Linked DNA regions of Homo sapiens: regions 1 and 2 are each linked to region 3. Evidence: chromatin loops called from intact Hi-C (ENCODE). Cell type or tissue: heart left ventricle. All regions are shown on one strand. Each heading gives the region's core, and the rest is flanking DNA. Links, peaks and the distances in the headings are about the cores only.

What was found. A loop is a pair of places that touch in the nucleus more often than their neighbours do. Peaks named below come from ENCODE experiments on the same cell type or tissue, not always from the same donor. Only the 100,000 strongest peaks of a DNase experiment are listed, where the experiment ranks them.
Region 1: a loop joins it to region 3, with 5 times the contacts of the local background. A loop is called at or near these places in 7 of 110 quality-filtered maps.
Region 2: a loop joins it to region 3, with 6 times the contacts of the local background. A loop is called at or near these places in 3 of 110 quality-filtered maps.

The regions. Positions count from the first base shown.
Region 1 is chr4:23,929,944-23,932,443 of GRCh38, forward strand. It overlaps a transcript of PPARGC1A not described here. Among named protein-coding and RNA genes, the nearest start is that of PPARGC1A, 41 kb to the left of the region's middle. RefSeq lists enhancers at 495-2,126, 2,211-2,500. In heart left ventricle, for the core only: no CTCF peak of the experiment used is centred there; a DNase peak (open chromatin) is centred at 1,088; H3K27ac peaks cover 2,500 bases.
Region 2 is chr4:23,880,557-23,883,056 of GRCh38, forward strand. The region is part of intron 2 of PPARGC1A (PPARG coactivator 1 alpha); the gene reads right to left. Among named protein-coding and RNA genes, the nearest start is that of PPARGC1A, 8.2 kb to the right of the region's middle. In heart left ventricle, for the core only: a CTCF peak has its summit at 1,491 (motif pointing right); no DNase peak of the experiment used is centred there; H3K4me3 peaks cover 321 bases; H3K27ac peaks cover 2,309 bases.
Region 3 is chr4:23,365,615-23,370,286 of GRCh38, forward strand. All of the region lies in intron 17 of LOC105374524 (a long non-coding RNA gene), which reads left to right. All of the region lies in intron 2 of LOC105374523 (a long non-coding RNA gene), which reads right to left. Among named protein-coding and RNA genes, the nearest start is that of PPARGC1A-AS1, 400 kb to the right of the region's middle. In heart left ventricle, for the core only: a CTCF peak has its summit at 2,650 (motif pointing right); no DNase peak of the experiment used is centred there; H3K27ac peaks cover 415 bases.

The sequences.
Region 1 (2,500 bases), core at 1-2,500, 560 kb after region 3:
TTAACAGACCATAAACTCACCAAGGAAATCCTCAAAACATGGCTGATATTCAACCTCTCCTATAGATTTGCAGACTCTGTTTTTTGTCACCCCACTCCAGGGTGCCACGTTAAATATATGTATATTTTAGCATCCTTGACATCTTTAAATGATATCATCTGAATTTTTACCTAGATATTCTGTTTCATTTACCTTTAAGTCCCCAAATCAGGTTTGAAATTCCTTTTCATTCACACAGAAAGAATATTTATATTACTACCCATGGCTTCAAGCAGGACAAAATCCCTCTCCACCATGAGTGACTCTGAACTTGATTTTTGGTGTAACAGCCCTCACATTGTACCATTACATATATACTCAAGGGCAGAAAATAAATAATAAATTATAGCATTTCTTATGTTTGCTTTGCACCATCCAAGATGTCAATCATATTGTGGGGAGTAACGCCTTCTGACCACTGACATTTAGGTACAACGCTGAAGGACTATTTCTCCAGCTAGCACTTCAACACGGTTCTCTAATATCTTAAAGATCAACCTTAACAACAACAATGATGACAAAGGTATGAATTTTATCAGTTACAAGGTATAAAAAAAGGTTTTGAAATATGAACAACCTTATCATTGATTTCTTTCTTTTTAGGCCAAAAGAGCATATATCATTCAAGCTATGGGGACAAAAATAAATTGTTGCCAGAGGCTGTTCAAATGGAAACCAGTAGCACCCTTCAGGGTTCAATGTACTTTTTTGTTTCTTTTTTCCTACCCAGACTCTCAAAGGGACAAACACATGCAGGAAAGTGATCCTGGAAAGAAGGGGTTAATATAAGCTGCACAGTGCACTCAGTGATGCCTTAAATAATTGTCACATGTCCCCTATAATCTGTCCCATGCTGTCAGCACTGAGTTAGTCATAATAATATCAGATAAGAGCTGTTCAAAGTGACACACTAACCAACATGGGAGCCACATGACTTTCTGGCTTGGCTACTGCCCTTCAGCTGAACTTTGGCTTAGAACACAAGGCTCCCAGAGGCAGCCTGGCACATGCCGCCGCGTGGAGTGTCCGGTGGCATTTTCCGTTGCTAGGGCCTCTGTTGCTTCACAGTCTAGTGAGGGGCAGCTGGGGATCAGTGACAGGGAGTCACCTGCTCACCCCACCTCTGGGGACAGGGAAAGGAATTGGCTGCTGTGGTGGCCGCTGCCTTTCTGAGCTTGTGCTGGGACTCCCTGTCCCCTCCACAGTTGATTAGTTTTGCAAATGTGTGTGTCACGCGTTATGCCAAGAACCACAGCAGGGAAACTCGGACCCCCAAAGGGAGTTTGTGCTGGAAGAGGTAGAGAAGGAATGTGACTCTTGGCTAAGAGGACACAAAGGCAAGGGCAGGAAGGAAGGAGGAAAAAAAAAGGAAGGAAAGTTATTACCTCTGGGTAGAAGGTTACTGTAGACTAGCTCTATTTTATTTGTGCTTTTCTGTATCCCCGCCCTGACTTTTTTTTTTACTTCCAGCATACTTTAGATTTTTAATTTAAAAAGTTAAGGCACATATTTTTTAAAGGAGAATAAAGAAAGAATAGTGAAAAAGAGGAAGAAAGGAAGGTGACCCATTCACTCACTGATTCATTCACAAAGCAGAGACCAGAAAGGAAGCAAGAATCCAATGTCATCTGACATTGGATTTGAGAACATTTATTGGCAGTGTGCCTCTGGCATACTTACCTAACACCTCTCTCTAAGCTTTATTATCCTCGGCAGTAAAATGGAAAAATAATACCTAAGTTACAAGACTGCCATGGGGATAAAAAGAGGTGATATATGCTAAGTGGCTAACAAGTGGTAGGTGCTCAATAATCAGTAGCTCATGGGAAGCCATGGAAGTTATGACGATCTTTGGAGTCAGAGATACCCAGATCCAAAGTCTGACTCCAGCACTTACCATGGTGTGACCTCAGGCAAATTATCTCACCTTGCGGAGCCTCAGTTTCTCATGTACAAAATGGGGATAATGATACCCCATTGTCAGGGTTGTTAAAAGGAGTTACTGTTAATGCTTTACACTTGGCAAATAATCAGGCACATGGTAGTTATACAGTAATTTGTAACAGGAGTTGCCATAGTGGTGGTGGTCATAGTAGCTAAAAATAGAAAGAAGGCAAATCCATTCATTAATTCAACAAACGGAAATAGCAAGATGTACAAGTAAAAGTAATAATCAGACAAATGTATAGAGAAGAGATAACTAAAAACCAAAGGTACTGATCAATAAAGATTGGAAGAGTCTAAAAGGACCCAAATACATGAGAAGACAGAGAACAAGAGAATGCTCTTAGTGGGACTAATTAGTTCCTCGCTTAGTTCCTCGCTTGGCTGGGAACTATCTAGTCCATCCTCCTCCTGCCTCCAGGGAGCTAATGCTATCCTTCCATTCTATAGATCGAAGTGCAGACGTCTCCAGTGGCTTTTCCCAGATCACACAGCTAATAAGTAGCATAAAAGGGGT
Region 2 (2,500 bases), core at 1-2,500, 510 kb after region 3:
TAATATATGTCCATTTTTGCAAAATTTAGAATATAACTGAAAGCCAAATGAAGAAAAGTAAAGTATCTATATTCCCACTAGAATAACCAAGTAGCCTTGAAAGCGTCCACATTCATTTCCTTGATTGCATATAGCAGGATAATTTACACACAAATACAAAACCACCACTCACCCTTTTCTGCTACAAAGTTCACAGTTTCAGGCTTCCTGAGAGTTCCAGCAATGACCAAACATGAACGCTGGCTACAGCTGTGAGAGTCCTTCTCCCCCCATCAGCAAAGGCAGTCCTCAGAACGTATTACAAGTAATGACCTAGAGACGACTGCATTCTCACTTGCCATCATTCTAACGAACCCCAAGTAGCTTCATTCAGAAGTAACAGACGAATGAATGAAAGATGCCCATTCAGTTGTATCATGGAGGCATTAAAGCAGGTGTTAAAATAAACCAGGGACAAGGTTGCCCACAGTGACCCAGAAAGGCCAATATGCTATTTAAACTAACCCCATGCCATCCATCTTTACAGACTGCTGTGCTGCAAAAGTAGTCCTTTATTCTCCTCCTTCAAACAATGCACAAAGGCAACAGAGGGAAGGAAGTTATGTTGCAATATTCTGAAACATAAATCTTGCTACCAGCCGGTCCAGGGACGCATCCTGTTTTCCTTACACATGGATCAGATTCACTGGAGGCTGTTACCTCTGAGCCTTTTGCTTTGTTTTTTAAAGTGGCTTCTGAATCGTACCTGGTCACCTGCATTTACACATCCAAACACAGGTTGCGTAAGCAGAGAACATTGTTTGCGTGTCCAGTTACTCAACCAACATGTGCTATTGCATGTTGCTACCCCTCTGCCACCACCCAGAATTCCCTTTCTCAAATTGTGACATTCAGCTTCATTTTTTATCATTATTAAGTTTGTGATGTTAAATAAAAATTAAACTTAGATTCAAACATATGGAAGAAACAAAAAGAAGAGATACATAATTTACTCTCAACATTTTAAGACTCTGCCACTCTATTATATATCCCTAAATCCCACTTTCTGCTTTGATGAGAATTCAGTCGATGGCCAGTTTCCAGTGGTGTCATTGACGTGCTACTTGAGTCAGGGAAAAGCATTTAACTACTCAGTGCCTGATTTTATTCTGGGAATCCAAAGTAGATAATGCTTGTTATTGTCAGATCAGAGACAGCAGAGCCCGTGACTGTTTAACTTACTCAAGTACAAGGCCTTCTCAAATGTGATGAGGCAGGGCTTTGCAAATTGGAAGAAGGTGAGTGCAGGTGAAAAGTCCACTGTGAGTGGCCGGCCCTGGGAAGGCACTTCCCTGAAATGCTGCTTTGGTAGAAGCAACACAAACCTGTGGCCATGAAAGAGTTATCTGGTTTCATACGAACCTTCTTCACAGGGAAGACCCAATTTTAGAATGTCACCTGTGCTGAAAACACGCTTTCCTTTCACATTACAGAAAAGATGCCTGAGTTTAACACTAGAGGGCAAAGAGTGGAGGTGTCCTCATGCCATGCAAATACTCCTGAAGCTGCTGCTGTTGGTAAGGGCATTGCCACATATGACTTTACCCTTTGCCTCGATAAAGAATGGGCTTTGTGACATCAGAGAAAACTGTTATGGGAACTTACCTAAACAGTCACTTTTGCCCTCTGACACTAAGAGGATACCTGACATATTAGTCCTGGAGCCCCAGGCATCCCGATATCGTTATACGACTTCTCATTCTTTATATCCAGTAGCTTACTATGTCTTCTCTCAGAAATCTGACCAATTAATCATTAGTAATTTATAAAGGGGAAGCCTGTGACTTTATTTAAAAGCAGGGTTTTTCAACCTCAGTGCTTTTTTCATTGGAGGCTGAATCATTTTTTGTGGTGGGAGCTGTCCTGTAGGCTGTTGGATGTTTAGCAGCATTCCTTGTCTCTAGTCTCTACTCAATAAATGCTCGTAGCATCCCCTTGTCCCCAGGGATAACAACCAAACATGCCTCCAGATATTGTCAAATGTCCCGTGAATTGGGGTGTGGGGCGGGGACCAAAATCGCCTTTGGTTGAGAATCATTGGTTTAAAATGACCTAATGAGAGACTAAATTAAATGAACTTCTGTTTTAGAGTGCTGAAAATAATTTTATTAGCATAGAATATGATACAGGGAGACAAAAAGGGTGGCATGGCATATATTAAGCACCTACATGTAGATAATTAACTAGATGCTGAACCAAGTCTCCTGAAGGTATAAATGCAAAGTACCTCTCACAAATACCACAACACAAAATATAGGGACATAAAAGTTATGGAGAAAGTTGTATTTTTTTTAAAGTAGCCCACCAGAGAGGCATTGACTCCTATGCCATCTCCCCTACCGCTAAGTTATTCTCTAGCCTCTACAAAATGCATGGCATTCACCTGATATGAAATAGGTGATTTTTAGATAAGAGGTCTATGGAGATGGACATTTTTTAAAGCATTGTTTATTTAATGCAG
Region 3 (4,672 bases), core at 1,111-3,610:
GTTCTTCCCTTGAAAAAACTTCTCAACAAAGTTGGGAGATTTCCTTCTTTTTTTACCTCATAATCTGCTGTTATAATTTTTAAATTATTACCCAATACCATCATTCCCATTCTTTTCTACATTTTCTACCAAAGGCAGCCACATTCATTGAGTTTAGAAATATTTAAATTTCTTGTTGAGTTTCATTTTACTCCTAAACTCGTTCATCAATATCTGTCTCCATCTTGTCATTCATGTTACCATTATGGGATGAGTCCACTTGCATAGACACCAGCCCCCTTCACATGTACAAACTTTTATGTCATGTCTTATAGCCCACCACAGCACAGTGACACTTTTCAGGGTGCACTGAAAGCAAGATCAAAGATATGATGAAGTGACATAAAATTGTAAGCCACCAGATTCACAACAACATTCAAAAGTTTGGCAGGAGGGCATCATTAATATTTAAGAAGATTCCCTGCTTTTTGGCAGGAATTCTGCACACAACTTTCCAATTAGCATGCTTTATGGCTGGGGAGAAGCTGGTTTATCGGTTGTAAGTACATTGTCTGACTGAAATCTTTCCTGTCAGATAAATTACAAAGGAATTTGTACAACTTTACCCAGACTCAGACTTAGCTCAAGATTAATATGAAAACAGGGCCCTCCCTCAAGTCTTCTTTGAGTTCTTCTGAGAGTTTTCTTCATTAAGTCTTCCAAATGCTCTGCTTAGCTAGTGAAACATTAAATGATATTCTTACCAGGAGGTGCAGGATGGAAGTTTCAACTAAATCTTCTCACAAGAATGATCTAGATTGAGACATTGCATTAGGGACTGGGAGTGAATTACTTACCGTGACACAACCTTCTTACTTTCTGCTTGCTATGGGTTGAAATACAATTAATATAACTTGAGCTGAGTAGGATGAAACCTTAACTTAATAAACAAAAGCTTGATGGTGTCTCTTCCATTTTATGATTCGTGCCCTCTGGGCAAAATCTCAAAACATCAATAGGTAATTTTTCTGGGGATATTTTATTGTTTTGAAACATTTTAAATGTGTTTCTGAGATTCTGTATAGTCCTATTTGAGATGAATCATGACTTAAGGATGTTCTTGACTTACTGTTGCATGAAAGGAACCCCAAACATTTCCCATTAGAGAGAACTTTGTCCTACATAAGGGAACCTTTCCATCATTATCAAACTGTTGTTAGTGAAAACTTACAGGCTAATAATTTAGTTGTTCTAAATTTGCAGCATGTTGGTAGAAAACATTATTTCCCTTGTGATATTTATGGTTTAATTTGAAAATTAAATGCAAAAGAATTCTGCACTAACACTATGTACACACACAAAAAATCTCTTGAGGTCGCATCATAAAAAGTATTCATAATTCTGTGATTAACAGCCCTAACACATATGCATTGTGCTTTGAAATTGAGATGTTACATCTAATAGCTAATCTAATTTTCTGATTAACTTTGAATATATCTAAAGCAGCTGTTATTCATATAGGACACATTTATAAACCCAATGTGTATAGGATTTATATCATTATTTTCTATCAATGTCTTATTAATTGATTTGTTATAACAACATAAATATTTTTTCTCACATGAGAAAATAAATTATGCTGATAGTAAGCAAGCCAAAATCTCTTTGACAGTCATTGTGCCCAACTGAGATTTTTCTAGATGGATGCTATCCTTTCAATGATGAATTCCTCAGGAACAGGACTAGTGAGACACACTTTCTAAGCAAAAAATTTAAGGGGCCTCCAAAAAGCTCAGTAATCAAGATAAATAACACTTTAAGATGATATTTAAAATCTAAATTAATGCAAAACTACTTAATGAACAAAATACCAAAATTTTAAATCAAGACAGGGTTAGTATCACTGATATTTCCTTTGCCTCAGGTTCCATTATGGCTCAGCAGGACACTGGAATGTTTCCATTTCTTAACAGATCAATGGTAAATATTCACTTTGTATTATTTGTATAATAATATTTTCAGCCTTGATGTTGCACTAGTTTTAAAATGTTAACTCACTTTAATATGTGATTCTTTTTCCACCAAGGCTGTAAATTATTAGAAATCAGAAACTCTGGTTATACCTCTCTATTGCAGTAAACTACTGATCATAATAACTGTTTAACTCTACTTAAAACCACACTTGGATAAGGAGAAGACAGTCTTTCTTCTTAAGAGGCTATTTATTGAAACAAAAAAAGTCATACAGTTAGCAAGTTACAGGGAAGAAAAAAAGCAGTGGTTTGATTATTATCTCTGCCACTCAGTACCTGTGTGACTTCAGGCATGTTACTTAACTTCTCTGGTCCTCCATTTTCCCACCTGTGATATGAACATTTTACTGGGTGACACTGAAGATTAAGTGAGATAACCAGTGTGAAATACTCAACCCATACCAGACACTAAGGATTTTTTTCCTTCCCGAATTGCATTGTCTCCATCATATCTATGAATAATTAATACACACTTTTAGTTCCAAGATGCCAACCAAGTAGGCAATCATTCTTCTCTACGGATCATCACTGGGGCCACAGAAGTATGCCTGCACTCAAGAGCTAGCTCCGCCTCCCCACCTTTCCTGACCCTAGCTATATCTGGCTATTGGTTGTCTAACCTGGGGCATACACCAGATGGCAGTGTCCCATTGAGGACTAGATGTTTCTAGCCTTTCAGCTCACTGACCAAGTGACCAGTTGCTTTGCCATATCTGTATGCGTGTTACAGGTCAATAGCCTTAGCCTTGGGGCCTAGTAGATGTTCATTGTAAAAATAAACACTGGAAAAACCTCTGTACAGATTCTATTCCCCTTCAATTGCAAAGCATTTCATTTGCAAGGTCAATTGGAAAAGGTACATATGTGATGTAGTAGTAAGCATGCACTTCAAATAGGTTTGTGTCAATATTTACATTTGTGTGCACTTCAACAAGTAAGTACATAACGATCCTTTACGGTCTGACACAGTGCTAGGCACCAAAGCTACAGGCATAAGGAATGCAGGTTCACTACCTTCAAGCAACTCATTGTTTGGTAGAAAAGACAGCGTTTTATGCAACCAATAATAATACAATGTGATTATTGTTATTCTATTTAACACAGATGACTTCCAATTTTTTTTATCTTTTATGTATCTGTCCTGGAGTTAATGCATTGCATGGATTTTACTAAGTTCACTTGCCGTTAGCTAAAAACTCTCAAATGTAGATGCCTAGTGTTTTCCATTTAAAATATATAGAGCCTTTCTATCTTGCTACAATCCATCATGTATGTGACGTTTGACGTGTATATACCATATCCACTTTTTAATACTAAGAAGTAGTATACTCAACAGTTCTGCCACATCTATTAATTTATCTTACAAATATTTATTATGGGATGCCAGGTACTCTGCTTACGAAAGTGTAAATATGAATGAACTAGAGTTCTTGCTCTAATAAAAGGTTAAAAATGGTTAGAATGTGAAGTTCTGCTAAGGCAGTGTGCTGCAAGCACGTGAGTGAGTATGAGTGTGTATAAATTTATGTACACATGCAATTCTTAGCTGTGCTACTGCTATCTTTGGTAATATTTGTGAACTGATGGCTGAGTCATTTACACAAGGGATGTGTGTGTATGTGTGGGTGTGTGTTGTCACTTGGTGTATGATTATGGTTGCTGAAATTAAAGGCCACTTTTCTGTGTAGTTCTCACAAAGACACACATCATCTAGGATTGCCAAACTGGAAAAATAATAACTAGAGTAAATTTATTCTGGTCACATTGTCCTTCCCTTTTTCTTATTCATTCCCTTCCTGTCTCCGTCCTGAGCCACCTGCCTCCCACCAGGAGCAGTCACGTGCCCTCCCATGACCTCTAAGGACTCACAGGAATCTGATTTTCCTACTGCATCCTGCCAGCTGGGGCCTTGGGAATCTGACACCCCACTGGATCTTTCACAGGCTCTGCCCTGGCATTTCAGAGTAGGCGCCACACAGATCCCTCCCTCTCTTGTGCCCCAATCTATGCAAGGACACTGCCCATGGCATTTCAAAGACCAGCTCTGCTACTGGGAGGCTTGCTGTTCCTGGGAACCTGACTGCCAACACCAATGGAAGCTCAGCAAAGAGGCAGCTTTTTAGGTTCCTTGGCCAGTGGGGCCCCAAAGGTGCCTATTAGAGCTGCACATGGCCGACAGATTAAAGTTCAAATGCAGCTGGATCATTATCTGAGATTTAGATGAAAAGGGGATTCGAAACCCTCTCTTCTTTCTCAAAGTGTTGATAATTTCCCTCTGCACAAAAGGGAAGAGTGGAAATAGTCCCCGAAATCCTGACTTATCTGTGGAATATTGGAACTGACATCTACTTTTTTGGCCATTGATGTTTTAGGAGGCATCGTAGTTACTGTCTGTTCCTTCCTATAATTCACAAGGTCTGTGACTGAGTCTGGGAATCTACATTTTTAAAAATGCACCTTCTTTTTTTTTTTAATGTAGTCTAAATGGAAGCCACTGCTTAAAGTTTCTTCCTAACCTGATGCACTGTGAGTCTATTGCCTCCAGGATACAAACAGGGAAGCTTATCATTACAAAATCAAGTAAGAAGACAGGAGCAGACCAAGCTTAGACCTCAAGTGTCCTGGCATCTCATTGACTCCTGGCCCTCTGCACTCAGCTG